Linked DNA regions of Homo sapiens: all the other regions are linked to region 4. Evidence: chromatin contacts called from ENCODE Hi-C or POLR2A ChIA-PET data. All regions are on one chromosome and are shown on one strand. Each heading gives the region's core, a stretch centred on a gene start or an enhancer-like site at or near the end of the contact. The rest is flanking DNA. Distances are from core to core; before and after follow the strand shown. Region 1 has its middle 29 kb from the start of LRRC75A. Region 2 holds the start of TRPV2 (transient receptor potential cation channel subfamily V member 2). Region 3 holds the start of SNHG29 (small nucleolar RNA host gene 29). Region 4 overlaps TTC19 (tetratricopeptide repeat domain 19).

Evidence for each region. Hi-C counts contacts between places; a loop is a spot of excess contacts on that map. ChIA-PET counts read pairs that join two places held with the same protein, here RNA polymerase II (POLR2A). Pooled maps may share reads with other maps.
Region 1: a map with no recorded cell type shows a loop between it and region 4 (3-fold over the local background). The contact joins two enhancer-like sites. A Hi-C loop is called at or near these places in 1 of 168 maps with a recorded cell type or tissue (mammary epithelial cell), 1 of 37 single-sample maps with no recorded cell type and 8 of 50 pooled maps. POLR2A ChIA-PET finds 5 or more read pairs at or near these places in 3 of 52 experiments (B cell, HEK293 and activated CD4-positive, alpha-beta T cell).
Region 2: a pooled map shows a loop between it and region 4 (5-fold over the local background). The contact joins the promoter of TRPV2 here to the enhancer-like site in region 4. A Hi-C loop is called at or near these places in 9 of 50 pooled maps.
Region 3: a loop to region 4 is called in a pooled map, with 13 times the contacts of the local background. The contact joins the promoter of SNHG29 here to the enhancer-like site in region 4. A Hi-C loop is called at or near these places in 5 of 50 pooled maps. POLR2A ChIA-PET finds 5 or more read pairs at or near these places in 4 of 52 experiments (BJ, T-cell, activated CD4-positive, alpha-beta T cell and 1 more).

What each region holds. Positions count from the first base shown.
Region 1 is chr17:16,518,727-16,522,745 of GRCh38, forward strand. No RefSeq gene overlaps it. Among named protein-coding and RNA genes, the nearest start is that of LRRC75A, 29 kb to the left of the region's middle. RefSeq lists an enhancer at 2,566-2,615. Within about 2 kb of position 2,690, at least 3 of the 41 ENCODE cell types and tissues checked have a DNase peak (open chromatin) inside an H3K27ac peak, as active enhancers do.
Region 2 is chr17:16,414,183-16,417,730 of GRCh38, forward strand. TRPV2 (transient receptor potential cation channel subfamily V member 2) reads left to right here and starts at 1,389. Exons shown (of 15, transcript NM_016113.5): 1 at 1,389-1,651; 2 at 3,380-3,548. The coding sequence starts at 3,487. RefSeq lists enhancers at 1,220-1,339, 2,290-2,359, 2,620-2,669, 3,010-3,119 and a silencer at 2,060-2,179.
Region 3 is chr17:16,436,782-16,440,716 of GRCh38, forward strand. It overlaps SNHG29 (small nucleolar RNA host gene 29), which reads left to right and starts at 2,206. Exons shown (of 4, transcript NR_045025.1): 1 at 2,206-2,279; 2 at 3,404-3,472. It overlaps SNORD49B (small nucleolar RNA, C/D box 49B), which reads left to right and starts at 2,728; the gene lies at 2,728-2,775. It overlaps SNORD49A (small nucleolar RNA, C/D box 49A), which reads left to right and starts at 3,255; the gene lies at 3,255-3,325. TRPV2 (transient receptor potential cation channel subfamily V member 2) reads left to right here. Exons shown (of 15, transcript NM_016113.5): 15 at 8-222. The coding sequence ends at 108. RefSeq lists enhancers at 708-1,609, 1,610-2,509, 1,625-1,814, 1,875-2,204, 2,510-3,411 and 1 more.
Region 4 is chr17:16,026,829-16,030,549 of GRCh38, forward strand. TTC19 (tetratricopeptide repeat domain 19) reads left to right here. Exons shown (of 10, transcript NM_017775.4): 10 at 546-2,576. The coding sequence ends at 694. It overlaps NCOR1 (nuclear receptor corepressor 1), which reads right to left. Exons shown (of 46, transcript NM_006311.4): 46 at 2,329-3,721. Among named protein-coding and RNA genes, the nearest start is that of TTC19, 29 kb to the left of the region's middle. RefSeq lists a silencer at 1,359-1,408. Within about 2 kb of position 1,448, at least 8 of the 41 ENCODE cell types and tissues checked have a DNase peak (open chromatin) inside an H3K27ac peak, as active enhancers do.

The DNA.
Region 1 (4,019 bases), core at 1,440-3,939, 490 kb after region 4:
AGACGGGGTTTCTCCATGTTGGTCAGGCTGGTCTCGACCTCCTGACCTCAGATGATCGGCCCGCCTCGGCCTCCCAAAGTGCTAGGATTACAGGCATGAGCCACCGCGCCTGGCCTCGGTCTTTTTTTTATTGTGGTGAAAAACATGTAAGATGAAATCTACCCTCTTAACAAATTTGTAAGTGTAGAGTACAGGCTTGTTAACTTTAGAACTTTCTCATCTTGTGTGACCGAAACTCCACATGCATTGAGCATCAGCTCCCCATCTCTCCTCCCCAAGCCCTGGTAACAAGCTTTCAGCTTTCAGCTTCTATGAGGTTTTTTTTTTTTTTTTGCTTTAGATTCCATATAAATGGAATCATGCAGTATTTGTCCTTGTGTGACTGGCTTATTTGACAACAAATGTCTTCAAGGTCCATTCATGCTATAGTATGTGTCAGAATTTTTTTCCTTTTTAAGGCTGAATGATATTCCTTTGTATGCATGAACCACACTTTCTTTGCCCATTCATCTATTAATGCACTCTTGGGTTGCTTCTGCCTTTTGTCTACTGTGAATGATCTTATTATGAATGTGGATATACAAATGTTTCATTGAGACTTTGCTTTCTATTCTTTTGGGTATATACTCAGAAGTGGGAATGCTAGATCATTTGATAATTCTATTTTTAATTTTTTGAAGAGTCTCTGTTTATCTATTTATGAGACAAGATCTTGCTCTGTTGCCCAATGGCTTGATCATAGCTCAATGTAGCCTTAAATTCCCAGGCTCAAGCCTCCTCCTACCTCAGATCCCCAGGTAGCTGGGACTACAGGTGTGTGCCATCACGTCTGACTAATTTTTTATTTTTTGTAAAGATAGGGTCTCACTGTGTTGTCCAAGCTGGTCCTGAACTTCTGGGCTCAAGCAATCCTCCCGCCTTAGCCTCCCAAAGTGCTGGGATTATTGGCTGAGCCACTGTGCCCAGCCCATACTGTTTTTATAGTGGCTGGGCCATATCGCAGTCTTACCAATGGTGCACAAGGGCTTCGATTTCTCCACATCCTCATCAACCCTCGTTTTATGATTTTTGTTTTGTTTTTCAATAATGGCTATCCTAACAGGTATGAGGTGATTTCTCATTGTGGTCTTGATTTGCATTTCCCTGGTGATTAGTGATGTTGAGTACATTTTCATGTGCTTGTTGGCCACTTGTATATCTTCTTCGGAGAAATGTCTGTTAAAGGTCTTTCCTCATTTTTTTTTTTTTTTTTTTTTTTTTGAGAGGAAGTTTGACTCTTGTTGCCCAGGCTGGAGTGCAGTGGCGCGATCTCGGCTCACTGCAAGCTCCGCCTCCCGGGTTCAAGCTATTCCTCTGCCTCAGTCTCCTGAGTACCTGGGACTATAGGCACACACCACCACACTGGGCTTATTTTTTTTGTATTTCAGAGGAGACTGTGTTTCACCCTGCTGGCCAGGATGGTCTTGATCGCCTGACTTCGTGATCTGCCCGCCTCAGCCTCCCAAAGTGCTGGGATTACAGGCGTGAGCCACTGCGCCCGGCCAGGTCTTTCCTCATTTTTAGGTTGGGTTGTTTGTTTTTGTGGCTATCTATTAAATTTTCGATCCAACTTTTGATTCTGCCATTTACAGAGCACTGTATGTCAGGTATTGTGGGAAGCCCTTAACACACACAATCTCATTTTATCCTTACAACAGCCTTGAAACATAGATACAATAAGAATTCACATGTTACAGATGAGGCATCAAAGCACAGACAGGTTAAACTACATGCCCAAGGTCACATAGCTAGTAAGTGTCCGAGAGGGTCATCAGACCAGACCAATCTGATCCTAGTCCGGATCATAATCTAGAAGCCCTCACTGCATCTCACCACTGTGCAGGTTGATAGGGAGGCTGGGGCAGGGTCCTGTAGCAAATCACAAGGGTGTCTTCTCTATAGTCCAGTGTGCTGGGAAGACAACAGGTTGGGAGGTAGGATCCTGGGATCTGCTGATCTCAGTGCTGCTCCGACTGGCTGGGGAGCTTCTGGCACAGTCACCTCGTGGCGCTTGGCCTTAGTGAGAGCATTGAGTCAAGGGATGGGATGATGTTTTGAAAAAATAGTGTGTCAGAAAGGAAGTACTGCTAGGAGTCCCAAGGCTGGTGCATACATCATGCCGGCGTCTTCCCTCATCTCAGAACCCAGAGCCTGTCTCCTGGCTGGGGGCTCACAGAGGGTCCTGGCTGGTAGAAGTCTTGCTTTTGGTGTGTTAAACACCCACAGAGTTGGAGCAGAGAGGATGGGGAGCCTGGTGCTGGCCTCCTTGTTGGGACTGGCCTCTGCTGTACAGGGGTCTTCAGGAGGCAGAGGGATGGGGTGGAGGGGTTATATGGGTATAGAGAGTTGAGGCTTCCAGGCCCCACTTTGCCATACTAACCCATCAGACTGCAGGCAAGTTAAGCTCCAGGACATCTGATCAGCACCAATTCTTTCCCTTCCCTGGTTCCCTCTCCGCTTTGCCCCGTCTCACTCCACATGAGTACAACCCTAATGGCACCTCAGGAGAACACCTGTCTGCCTTGGAGGAGGCTCAGCCTGAATCTGAGCCTGTCTGCTCTCTGAGTCCAAACTAATGTTTAACCAGGAAGTACATTTCTGTTAGGAAGACTCTTCACTAAAGATGTGGACATCGAAGTTCAGGCAGGGCAGAGAGATTTGCCAGACTGGACTGTCCTGCCATCTAGTGGTGGGATAAGAGGATTAGCTAGCGTCCCCTCCAGCTGTGGCTGCCCTGGAGAGAACAGCAATTTTTTTGGAGGGTAAGAGAGGGAAGAGTGGTTTGGTAAATGCACCGTCATTACTTTAAGGCATAATCCATGGCAGTACGCTCTTAGTTGCTTGAGATATCTAACCAACTGTTGGGCAAAAAGCAGCATAAATTTTGGCACCTGCGAGAACACTGTAAGTTTTCTCTAAGGGGTCACCTACAAATGCCATCAGAGGTGGGACTTTGGAAATGTCGAAGTTTGGAACTCATATACTCAGAAGTCACTGGTTCTTGCTAACTTATATTGACACATCACAGTAGAGGTGGATTCTAAAGATTCACTCTAGGCCAGGCACAGTAGTTCACACCTGTAATCCTAGCAGTCTGGGAGGCCAAAGTGGGAGGATAACGTGAGTCCAGGAGTTTGAGACCAGCCTGAGCAACATAGTGACACCTCCTCTGTACTATTAAATAAAATTAGCTTGATGTGGTGGCATGCACCTGTAGTCCCAGCTACTTAGAAGCCTGGGTGCTTGAGCCCAGGAGTTCAAGATTTCAGTGAGCAGTGATTGTGCCACTGCACTCCAGCTGGGGTAACAGTGAGAGACCCTGTCTTAAAAAAAAAAATTAATTCTAGAGATGTGTTTTCTCTGATTTGATTTATTTTGGGAAACAAGTAGCTCTGAAACTAAAAAATAGTTACAGTGAAGACTCTAGAAATTCTGAAAATGATTACTGAAATTGTCCTACTGTTTCCATTTATTGGGAGCTGTATTCCTGAAATTGATGCAATAACGGAGATGTAGTGGAGAAGGGAAGCTGGGAGAAGGGGAAAGAGAAAGAGCTCAGGCTCCTCCAGAAATCATCACCTTCGGCAATAATAATAAAAAGAGTAAGAATGACAACTAACTATCAGTCAGGAGAGGTTAGGTTTTGTTATGACACTATCCCAGATAAACGATGCCGACCGACACTGGTCAAGATGGTGAACACAGGTTTTATTCAGCAATACTATGGCAGCAAGGAAGAGAGACCAGTGTGGATTGAACTCAACTTCTCCAAAACAAAAGGCTGGAGACTTTTAAAGGTGGGGTGTGCTCAGGGAAAGGCACTAAAGGTGTGAATAGGGTTAGGCCATGTCAGGCCACCTGGGTTTGTTGACTGCTGTCTATCTGAAGGACACACACACTTCTCATGTCTTTGTGACGGGGCAGTGGTGCAGGTTGGAGCAAGGTGCCCACAGTTAGGCCCTCAGCCTCCCCTACAGACT
Region 2 (3,548 bases), core at 139-2,638, 390 kb after region 4:
GGGGTTTCACTATGTTGGTCAGGCAGGTCTGGAACTCCTGACCTCAGGTGATCCACCCACCTCAGCTTCCCAAAGTGCTGGGATTACAAGCGTGAGGCCTATTATAATTGATTTAAATCTAAACAGTCATTGTGGCTAGTGACTATCTTATTGGATGGCGCAGGCCTAGAGTGTAATGTGCATGACAGGGTTGCCATGAGTGACGGATAGCGATGGAGAAGGGCATCTGGACTTTGAGGGCTCATGGTATGGAGTTTGCATTTTATTCCAAGCACCATGGGTGAGGTTTTGTGATTAAGTCAAGGCGTTAGGTGACCTGGTTTTCTTTTTTTTTCTTTTTTGACACAGAGTCTCGCTCTGTTGTCCAGGCTGGTGTGCAGTGGCACAATCTCAGCTCACTGCAACTTCCGCCTCCCAGGTTCAAGCGATTCTCCTGCGTCAGCCTCCCAAGTAGCTGAGATTACAGGTGCCCACCACCATATCCAGCTAATATTTGTATTTTTAGTAGAGATGGGGTTTTGCCATGTTAGCCAGGCTGGTCTTGAACTCCTGACCTCAAGTGATCCATGCACCTCGGCCTCCCAAAGTGCTGGGATTACAGGTGTGAGCCACTGCGCCCGGCCCTGGTTCCCATTTTTAAAAGGTCACTTCAGTTGCTATAAGGAGAAATGGATTATGAGTGTGGGGCAAGAATGAAGCAGGGAGACCAGTTTGGAGGTGGCTGCAGTTGCCCAGGGGAGCAGTGATAGTGGCTTGGACCACTCAGAAAGACAAATTTTGGAGGAAGAGCTGATGCCAGGTTTTGGGAGTGAGGGAGAGAGATTCCTAGGGCTACTTCGGTGGTGGTTGGGTCCCCAAGCTCCAAGACTGAGTCCAGACCAGGGCCCCGTTGGTGGTGAGGTCTGATTTTAGCAGTGCGTGCCCACCTCCTTGTCTCCACCTGCTGGCTGGTGCTTGGAGCACCTTTAGGGGAACTTTAGCCATCAGAGTCCTGGGGTCAGGAGGCTGGGAGAAGGTCCTGGGAGGTGGGAAAGTCCCCCAACTGCTGGGTGGATGGGTGGGTGGGACTGTGTTCCCAGGGGCATCTGCTGGGCTGAGCCTCTCCCTGGGGGCTGTCCACATCAGCTTTCTCCCCTGCCATGGGTCAACTCAGGCCCATTTATGGGCCACACGGCTGCTTGGAAGGCATGTGGTGGAGAAGGGGAGGAGATAGCTGTCAGTGGACTTGGGGAAGAATCCCCCATCCATGGCAGCTTCCATGGGTGGCAAGTCCCCAGCATCCAAGGGCTGCCTCTGAGTGTCACCCACCCCCACCTGAGACCTTAGTGGCTAGAAGGGGGAGGGGTGGGGGTGGAGCCTGATTCGCAGCAGGGTGTGTCCAGATGGTCAGTCTCTGGTGGCTAGCCTGTCCTGACAGGGGAGAGTTAAGCTCCCGTTCTCCACCGTGCCGGCTGGCCAGGTGGGCTGAGGGTGACCGAGAGACCAGAACCTGCTTGCTGGAGCTTAGTGCTCAGAGCTGGGGAGGGAGGTTCCGCCGCTCCTCTGCTGTCAGCGCCGGCAGCCCCTCCCGGCTTCACTTCCTCCCGCAGCCCCTGCTACTGAGAAGCTCCGGGATCCCAGCAGCCGCCACGCCCTGGCCTCAGCCTGCGGGGTAAGTCGGTGGGCAATGCTGGGGACGTTGGAGGGGGCCGGGTCTCCAAGCCTGACAGTGAATGATGGGGTGGGGAAGGCCTAGTGGGCTCCTGGCTTCTACAGCCTGGAGCCAGGGTCTGTGTGGGGCTCCAGCACCCTCTCCCTGGACCTCCACACCCCTTCCTCTGCTGCCAGGGTGGGTGAGGGTCCCAGGAGGTGGGGTGGGGGCTGGACAGACAACTGTTGCTGCTGGGGCTTGGGAGTCTAGGGCTGGAGGAATGGGCCAGGGTTTGGTTGGGGACACAGATGGGCTAAACGGTATGAAACGGAAAGAGCACCCTTCTGCCCCAGTGTGTGTAGAAAGGGTGGTGGGTCACATCTGCAAACTGAGGCAGCCAGGCAGCTCCCCACCTCCCATGTTTCCATGGGAAAATACCCCACCCGGGTCCCCAGGGCCTGGTCCCAGCCTACCCTCTCCACTTCCCTCTGCTGGTGCCGCTCCTCTCTGCTCTCTGCCCCCTGCCCCCTGCCCCCTTCTCCACCCTTCTGTCTCCTTACCACTCTTTGACTCCTTCTTCTTTCTGATCCTGCTCACTGGGCCCATGAGGGTTCCCCAACCCTGACCGAGGCCCCACCCTTGCCAAGTGATGGAGGCTGTGGTTTCAGTTTTCCTGTGAGGGTGAGATTGTGCTGTTTGCTGAGCTTCCTAGGCCAGCCTAGGGCCTGAGGCAGCGTGGTGGAGAGAGCCTGGGCCACAGGCTAGGGGCCTCCCTCCCTTCGTGAAGCCCCCAGAGGCCCTGAGGCACACAAAGGTAGTATTCGATGCCTTCAGAGCTGAATCAGACTGAAAATATAGACAGACCCTGAAAGGCTTTGAAAACGGAAGAGGAACGTCATGGTAGACGCATGGTGTCAGATCCGGCTCTGCCAACAACTGGCGACCTTGGGAAAGCCACTCCCCCTTTCTAAGCCTTAGTAGTCTTGGCAGCAAAATGAAGGGTTTGATAGTCTAGTGGTTTTCCCAGTTATTTCTTCTTAGAGCTCCCCTTCTTTGGCGAGGGGTTGAGTGACTGGCCCCATCCCAGTCATCGCACTTTTATCTGTTGGAATATTGGCTGCCAGGCAAGACGTTGTGTAAAGAAAGGGTTGTGCTGTTAATGTAAATGGTAACAGGGGTTGTGACCCCTCAGATTCCAGGAAGTCCCAGAGGAAAAGTCGGGGACAGTCATGGCTCTTCCTGGGGGACAACATCAAAAGGGTGGCCCTATTGGTTCCCTGTTCCTCACCCCACAGGCCTCCCTCCCTCTCCTCACCCCTGCTGCTCATCCCTCCTGGCCCACTTCCCCTGCATTGGGGCTGGGCTCCCACACAGTGGGTGGACCTACTTGCACTTGGCATTTTTGCCATTAGAAGTAATGAGAAGTAATGGCAAAAACCGCAATTTTTTTTTTTTTTTTTTTTGAGACAGAGTCTTGCTCTGTTGCCCAGGCTGGAGTGCAGTGGTGCCATCTTAGCTTCCGGGTTTAAGCAATTCTCCTGCCTCACCCTCCCTAGTAGCTGGGATTACAGGCACAAGCCACCATGCCCAGCTAATTTTTGTATTTTTTTTAGTGGAGATGGGGTTTCACCATGTTGGTCAGGCTGGTCTCTAACAGCTGACCAGCCAGCCTCAGCCTCCCAAAGTGCTGGGATTACACCCAGCCACCACGCCCAGCCTTTTGCACTAACCTAATACCTCCTTTTGCAGGCTCCAGTCAGGCCAACACCGACGCGCAGCTGGGAGGAAGACAGGACCCTTGACATCTCCATCTGCACAGAGGTCCTGGCTGGACCGAGCAGCCTCCTCCTCCTAGGATGACCTCACCCTCCAGCTCTCCAGTTTTCAGGTTGGAGACATTAGATGGAGGCCAAGAAGA
Region 3 (3,935 bases), core at 956-3,455, 410 kb after region 4:
TTTACAGGAACTCTCGAGAACCCTGTCCTGGCTTCCCCTCCCAAGGAGGATGAGGATGGTGCCTCTGAGGAAAACTATGTGCCCGTCCAGCTCCTCCAGTCCAACTGATGGCCCAGATGCAGCAGGAGGCCAGAGGACAGAGCAGAGGATCTTTCCAACCACATCTGCTGGCTCTGGGGTCCCAGTGAATTCTGGTGGCAAATATATATTTTCACTAACTAACTCTTCTGGAAACATTATTTGGGCAGAGTTGCTGGGACCCTTAGAGCTGGCAATGTCTGCATGTCTCTGTGTGCACAGGTCTGTGTATGGGACTAGGTTGCTCCTGCCCTTGCCTGGGCACAGAGACCCTCAGTTGCTGTGTCCCCACCCTCACCCCCACATCCCCAAGTCTGGGGACTGTCCTCTTCCTGGGTACAGGCAGCTGGCTGAGGTGCTGTGCCCATTGTTGTGGCAGATATATGGTGATGGACATGGGCAAACAGCCACCTCTCCTCTCTCTCCACCACGACACCCTTTGCTTTCCACACCCACCCTGCTTTTGGGCAGGTACCTGGGAAAACCCATTAAAGCCACCTCTCTTGCTTTCTCTTCCTACCGAGCTTCTTGCTCAATTCCCACCCCTCCCAAGCCATTCTCTGCAGGGCAGCCAGAGGGCCTTCCTAAGACATAAGACAAACATGTCCTCTTTGTGCTCTGAAGGCCTGAGAGGCTCCCCAGTACCCACAGAATGCCCTAGCTGACATCCCGAGACCCCCACGGTTTTGCCCAAGCAGTTCCAGACACCTCCTCCCCTCCACCTCTGTTGCCCCTCCCTCCTTAGCACTCTCCCCAAATTCATGCAGGCCGAGAGACCTCGTGCTTGATCCCTTGACCTGGCTCTTGCTGGAAGCCCCCCTCCTCCATTAAAACCCTACACTTGGGGGTGGGGGGAGGGATAGCATTAGGAGATATACCTAATGTAAATGATGAGTTAATGGGTGCAGCATACCAACATGGCACATGTATACATATGTAACAAACCTGCACGTTGTGCACATGTACCCTAGAACTTAAAGTATAATAATAAAATAAAACCCTACACTTGCCGGGCGCCTGTAATCCCAGCACTCTGGGAGGCCCAGGCGGGCGGATCACCTGAGTTCAGGAGTTCGAAACCAGCCTGACCAACATGGAGAAACCCCGTCTCTACTAAAAATACAAAATTAGCCGGGCGTGGTGGCGCATGCCTGTAATCCCAGCTACTCGGGAGGCTGAGGCAGAAGAATCGCTTGAACCCGGGAGGCAGAGGTTGCGGTGAGCGGAGATCGCGCCATTGCAGTCCAGCCTGGGCAACAGGAGCGAAATTCCGTCTCAAAAAAACACAAAAACGAGCAACAACAACAACAACAACAAAAACCCTACACTTATTTCTGAGGCCAGCTCAAAAGGTCTTATGATTGTCTTCCCAGTTTTTTGCAGTCAAAATGAATTTCTTTCCCTTGGTATAACGTGTGTGTGCAAAACGTGGTTGCATGGATTCTTTTTCAAGGAGAGAGCTGAGCATGTTCATAGGCTGAAAGGAAAGCCACAGTAGAGAGAGTTTTCCATGGAAGGTGAGGCAGGGGCATAGGTGGAGGAGGCCCCAAGGAATGAGGAGAGGAAAGGAGGTGGGCAGAGCTTTACCCCAGAGGCGAGCAGAGGATGGACGTGGATCTAGATAAGACGTCAGCTCGTTCCCTAAAGGTCGTGCTAAAGGAGTAATGAGGGTGACCAGTGCGCAGGGGTTTGAGAAGCCCCGTGGATGTGGTGAAATAGCTGTGGGGAGAGTATTTGGCAACGCTCAATAGATTCAGGAGGAGCTACTAGGATGAATGGCTGCCTTGTGCCACAGCTCTACAGGCTTTCACGTGTGTCATCTCACGTGATCTTCTGGGGCGCTGGTGTCTCCGTTTACTAGAGGACCAATCGGAAGCTTAAAGAGAATGAGTAATTGGCCCAAGACCACCCAGCTAAGGAGTGGCGGAGGTGGGGCCCAAACGCGCGATCCAGCCCTCGCGCAGGCGCCCTGGAACTCCCCGCGCGTGTTGTGACCCAGAATTCCCGGGGCTGTGGAAGAGACCATAGACTCAACAGGAGGGGGAGTCCTGGGTAGCGCGCCGGTCTAAATCGTTACTTGGCGGAAAGTTCCCATGAGTCTTTGCCAGCGTCCCCCTCCTTTTGTGAGGATTGGGATATTCCGACTCCTTAAGGGCCTGGCGCACATAAGGTGTGACCTTTTCATTCCCGTTGTTATGGAGGTAGGCTCTCTAGGAATCTGGGAGTAGTAGCTGGGGGGCAAGAGCAAATAAAGAGCTCGAGCTTCTGTGGTCTCTGGGGAGATGTTCCCGGGAAGCCTGTCTAGAGGGCGGAGGGCAGCTGTTGAGATGGCGTGGCTCCCCGGCTCCTGCGCCCGCGTGGCTTTCGCGGCGGGCGCTGCGGCCCGGTATTGGACAGCCTGGCAGGGCAGCGCGGGGCCGAATCCGGCTGCCGTGGCTGAGGCTCATGGATCACTCTTTTGTGGTAGGGCCACATCTGCCAGAGCCTGGAGTCTGCGAAGGCCGGGACCCGGTTCCCCGGCCCACAGTGGGGGTGTGCAAACCCGAGAGAACTGGGTAAGTTGGGGTCGGCTTGCAGTTTGGGGTACCCCGAGGGCGGTGTACGTCGGTAAGATTGTAACAGTATTACTGGAAGACTTATTCGACTGTCCTGATGATACTTGTAATAGGAAGTGCCGTCAGAAGCGATAACTGACGACGTCTAATGTCTATCTGACCGCAGTCGCTGAAACCTCTACAACTTAGTTGACCGTAACTGCCAGAGCCCTGCCCTGAATTCCTGTCCTTACTCCCTCTTTAAGATTGCGTACCCACTGCAGAGTGCTGAAGACGGGGTAGCCACGAGGTGAGAGGCTCTCTGGTGTAGGGTTTAACATGGAACGTAGTTTTGTCACTTGAATGCACGGAAATTGGCGTTTTGACAGTTTTCTACGTTTAGGTGTTTTATACACTTTAGGGTAACGTTATCATGTCATTGCATAGGGTGGAACTTAAATAGAAACTGGAGATGGCTGCTTCAGCCACAGTCCTAACCTAGAACTGCATTTAAAGCAAACTGATAATGCAGAAACAAACTCCTTCGTTAAGAAATGTCTCCAGTAGCAGGGTTAGCTTAAGTTTCAGGTAGGGTCTAGATCTGCGGTTGGAACAGTACTGGAGGGTTGTGAGGTGCTTGACTGCTCTGATGAAATCACTAATAGGAAGTGCCGTCAGAAGCGATAACTGACGAAGACTACTCCTGTCTGATTGCAGTCAAGTCTTCACCACTTGCTGGTTCCCAGGAGTAAACTTGTTTGAACGGTGACCTAATTGCTATATTCACCTAGGTTGCAAATTCGTGAAGAATCAGCATCATGTTTGGCAGCTGAGTATTGGAGCCAGGAGCCTGCCATGAGGTAAGCCTTGCTCTATGGGGAGGCTAGTGGCTGACCACGCCTAGCTGTCAGGTCGAATATTGGCAATTGGATTTGGTTAACCTAATACCTTGTAACAGTGTAGCCTATCCCAGAGATACTGATTTTAGTTTCCGGTGGCAGTGGAGCCAGGGTGGATTACCTAGAAAGAGGGGCTACTCTATTTACCTCTTGGCTGTTTAGTCTCGGGCAAATTACCTGTCTGCTGAGATGTAGTTTTCCTCAGATGTGAAAAGGAAAAGTAATCTTAGCTTTGTGAAGTTTAAATTGATATGACTGAAATGGAGATTACAACTCCCCTGAGGCTGGGCACAGTGGCCTGTAATCCCAGCACTTTGGGAGGCTAAGGTGGGTGGATCACCTGAGGTCAGGAGTTCAAGACCAGCCTGGCTGGCCGACATGGTGAAACCCCATCTCTACCAAAAATACAAAAATTAGCCGGGTG
Region 4 (3,721 bases), core at 198-2,697:
TGAATGGCAGAAAAAGGAGGTATTGATTAGGTTGAAGTACTATTGTGTTCAATTCACGTAACTTCTACAGACCTGCACTAGCCTGTCGAACCCCATCAAGCTGGAGAAAACCTTGCAATGATAGTACCTTACGTCAGTAGTGCTTTACAGATTTCTAAATGTGTTCAGTTACAATGTGTTTCTCACAGTGTGCTGGTGAAGCTTTATGACAGGAAGTATCATTTTGTCAGACATTTCTTAGTGTCAGCACACTATACCGATCATTTTCAGAAACCTGGGATGACAGGTGTATTACACATACCACCATTCATGAAATCTTGGGCTCATCAAAGTCCTCAGGATATACTGGAAAGGGCCGTTAGGAATCCCACAGCATTCAGTGGAGTTCCAGCCTGTCAGATGGGGATGAAATGAGGCAGCACCAGCTTGTCGCTTCATAAGCACACAGTAAATTAGCCCTATATCTGCATTCATGCTCTCTCTTCAGAATCACCTTGAAAACATACACTTTCTTCTTACTGTCCCTTCTCTCTGGGTTATTTTAGAACGATATACACAAGCAAAAGAGATCTACCAGGAAGCACTGAAGCAAGCAAAGCTGAAAAAAGATGAAATTTCTGTACAACACATCAGGGAAGAGTTGGCTGAGCTGTCAAAGAAAAGTAGACCTTTGACAAATTCTGTCAAGCTCTAAATCCATTTTTGTGTAGGGAGAATAATGTCTAGTAATGTGGAAGAATAGCTATCATTCCTGTCTCTGTGGCACCCGATCAATGGCTTAAATCTGTCGTTTTTGATATTCAGGTTTCCTCAATTTAGCCTTAGTGAAGGAGGGGTTGTACACACTGCCATTTTTGTATTTTAAAGGAAAAATGACTTTCATTCCCAACTGATTATGACCTTTCAGGATGTCGTCAAGTGATGCTTTCAGTTGTAACACGTGACTTGGTGCTGTCCCTGCTGGTCTAAGTAGAACTGTAGATTCATATGGGCTGGTGTTCCTGTGCGCTGTGGGTGTGGTGATTCAGCCTGGCATTTCTACCATAAGTTTTTGGTCTGCTGATTTGCTGCCCTGTCTTCTCTTACTTTACTTTATCAATACCTGGCAAACTGACCAGAATTACCTTCCTCATGGCAAAGGGGGATTATGGTGAATTGTTGTTCTTATAGTCTGTTTCATGAAGCACAAGTGGAATTTAATACATAAAAGAGAAAAATATCTTAGTTTGCTACCAGCATCCAGCATGAAGTTGTAAAGTGGGGATTAGGCACGTGACAGTATAGCACCCATTTGAATTTAAATAAAAGTGAACCATATTTATCTGGTTATATAAAACTAAAAATGGGGGTGTTTATATAAAACTAAAAACTAAGAATGATGTAACCTTTTGTCTGTGTTATCTGAACACTCTACTTCCTTTGCAGCCTTAGTCACACAACTGAGTCATCTCAAGTACTCTTTAAGGACACACAGCCCAGGCTGTTCTGAGTCAGAATAGGCCCCTACAGGTATATTTTAAAACTCTTCGTAATTCTAATGTGTACTGCTGGTATAGCTGAACTACTGACCTGGATCTTAGTCCTAGCCTTTTTGCTTTTGCAATTTCAGTATCTTCATCTCTAAACTAGGGAAACACTGGGATTCTTTCTTAGCTGTGGGGGAAGGTATTTGGTTAGATGACTTTGAATGAATAGACTGCTGTGCTGAAAGAGCTTTATCACACTGTCTCAAAGTATGTAAAGATACATAGGTGGATGCTCTTACTGCAGCAGTCATGAATACATTTTTAGCCATTTACCTAAGGAAAAAGACAGTTTTTCTAGGTACCATGAAGGAAGATTGACCCTGTTGGTATGCCTGTGGGGGTGGGATGTGAGTGGGACTGATAAACTGATACTTTTGGTTCGTATGTACATACTGGAAGAATCTTCATAATAAATGAGACTACACAACAATATTGTATGTATCCCAGTAATCTTTGCATTTCTCAAAAAAAAAAAAAAAAAAAAAAAAAAAACTTTCTGAAGAAAATAAAAACACCAGAAACCTTGAGGTCCAAATCCTCAGGGATTAGACTAAAACTAGAGTTTTGTATGTTGCAGATGTAAATTTCTTCCTATTTTCTGTCTAATCTCATATTATTTACCATGCAGCTAATGCCGTTTACCAAGTCTAGCTCAGAGAGATAAGATACAATATAAATCAGACTGTTTCAGTAGAAACCAGTATTAACGTATGGTGATTTCTTAAAAAAATTAATGTCAACCACTCACCTTTTGCATTGAGAATGTTTTTACCTTTTCACAACTGCAGGGGTTACTGAAAGGTTTTTCATTCCAAGTTTTATTTATTTATTAATTTTAAATCATCCACAGTGACTCAGCTCATGGTCTCGTTGTTGGAAACACTAGGAGTTTTCAGGACAGTCTCTTCATGTGGGTGTTTTCATTACAGTTCATTTACACTGTTGTAAAATAAGGTACTGAAGCAAAAGGAGGACTGATCTCCTTTACTGATTGGTCTAAATTCAAAAGTGAATTGGTTAAAATCGTGTCATTAAAATTTTTTAACTGTCCAATGGTCACTGGAGTTTTCTGGGCATAAATATTTTTAAAATAGAATCACTCAGTGTACCAAAATTAAAAGCATTATGAAATTTGCAGTCATAAACATGCAGTGGAAAACTGGCTGTCAGAATACTTTTATGAAGAGTATTAGGAAGACCTTAATTTAGTTCTGGGTGCTAAAAAAATCACGTGTAAGGATATAGTGTCAGAACACTGAAATCTAAGTCTACAAAGAATATCATGTTTTGGTTTGCAGTGAACCACAGTAAGTTGTCAGTGCTGCTCTGTGCTTACCACTTAAATCATGATAAGGTGAACCTCCATAGGTAAACCATGTGAGAATTCTGTCCTTTCATTTATTTTGAACCAAGAACTATTATTGGATTTTAACTCTCATTCTGAGATTTCTTCTCCAGGTGATGGTAAATAAAGTAATACGCACATGCATTATGATGAGGATGGAGGGAGTGGTTCACAGCACCTCACCTTCGGGTCCTCAGGTAGAACTGCAAGAGTAAGAAGTTAGGCTCTGATCTGACATGTTCTCAGAAACTATACGGTTGACCTTCAAATAATGCAGGAGTTAGGGGCATAGACCCCCTAAGTAGTCAAAAATCCACATCTAACTTTGACTCCTCCAAAACTTAACTACTCATGGCCTACTGCTGACCAGAAGTCTTACGGATAACATAGTCGATTGACACATATTTTGTATATGTATTATATACTGTATTCTTACAATAAAGTAAGCTAGAGAAGAGAAAATGTTTGTTAAGATTATAAGGAAGAGAAAATATATTTACTATTCATTAAGTGGAAGTGGATCATCATGAAGGTCTTCATCCTTGTCATCTTCATGTTGAATAGGCTGAGGATGAGAAGGGGTTGGTCTTGCTATCTTGGGTGGCAGAGGTGGAAGAAAATCCATGTATAAGTGGACCCACACAGTTCAAACCCGTGTTGTTCAAGGGTCAACTGTATTCTGACTCAGAATAGCTTAAGACCCTCAGGGTCATAGAAAAATACCATCATAATCTCTTTTATGGTAGGTTGGCAATATAAATTATTAACAAACTCTAAAATATTACCAGTACCTGAAAAAAAAAAATTCAGCAGAAAACTGTGAAGTGGAACATTTAGTCACTGTTTTTCA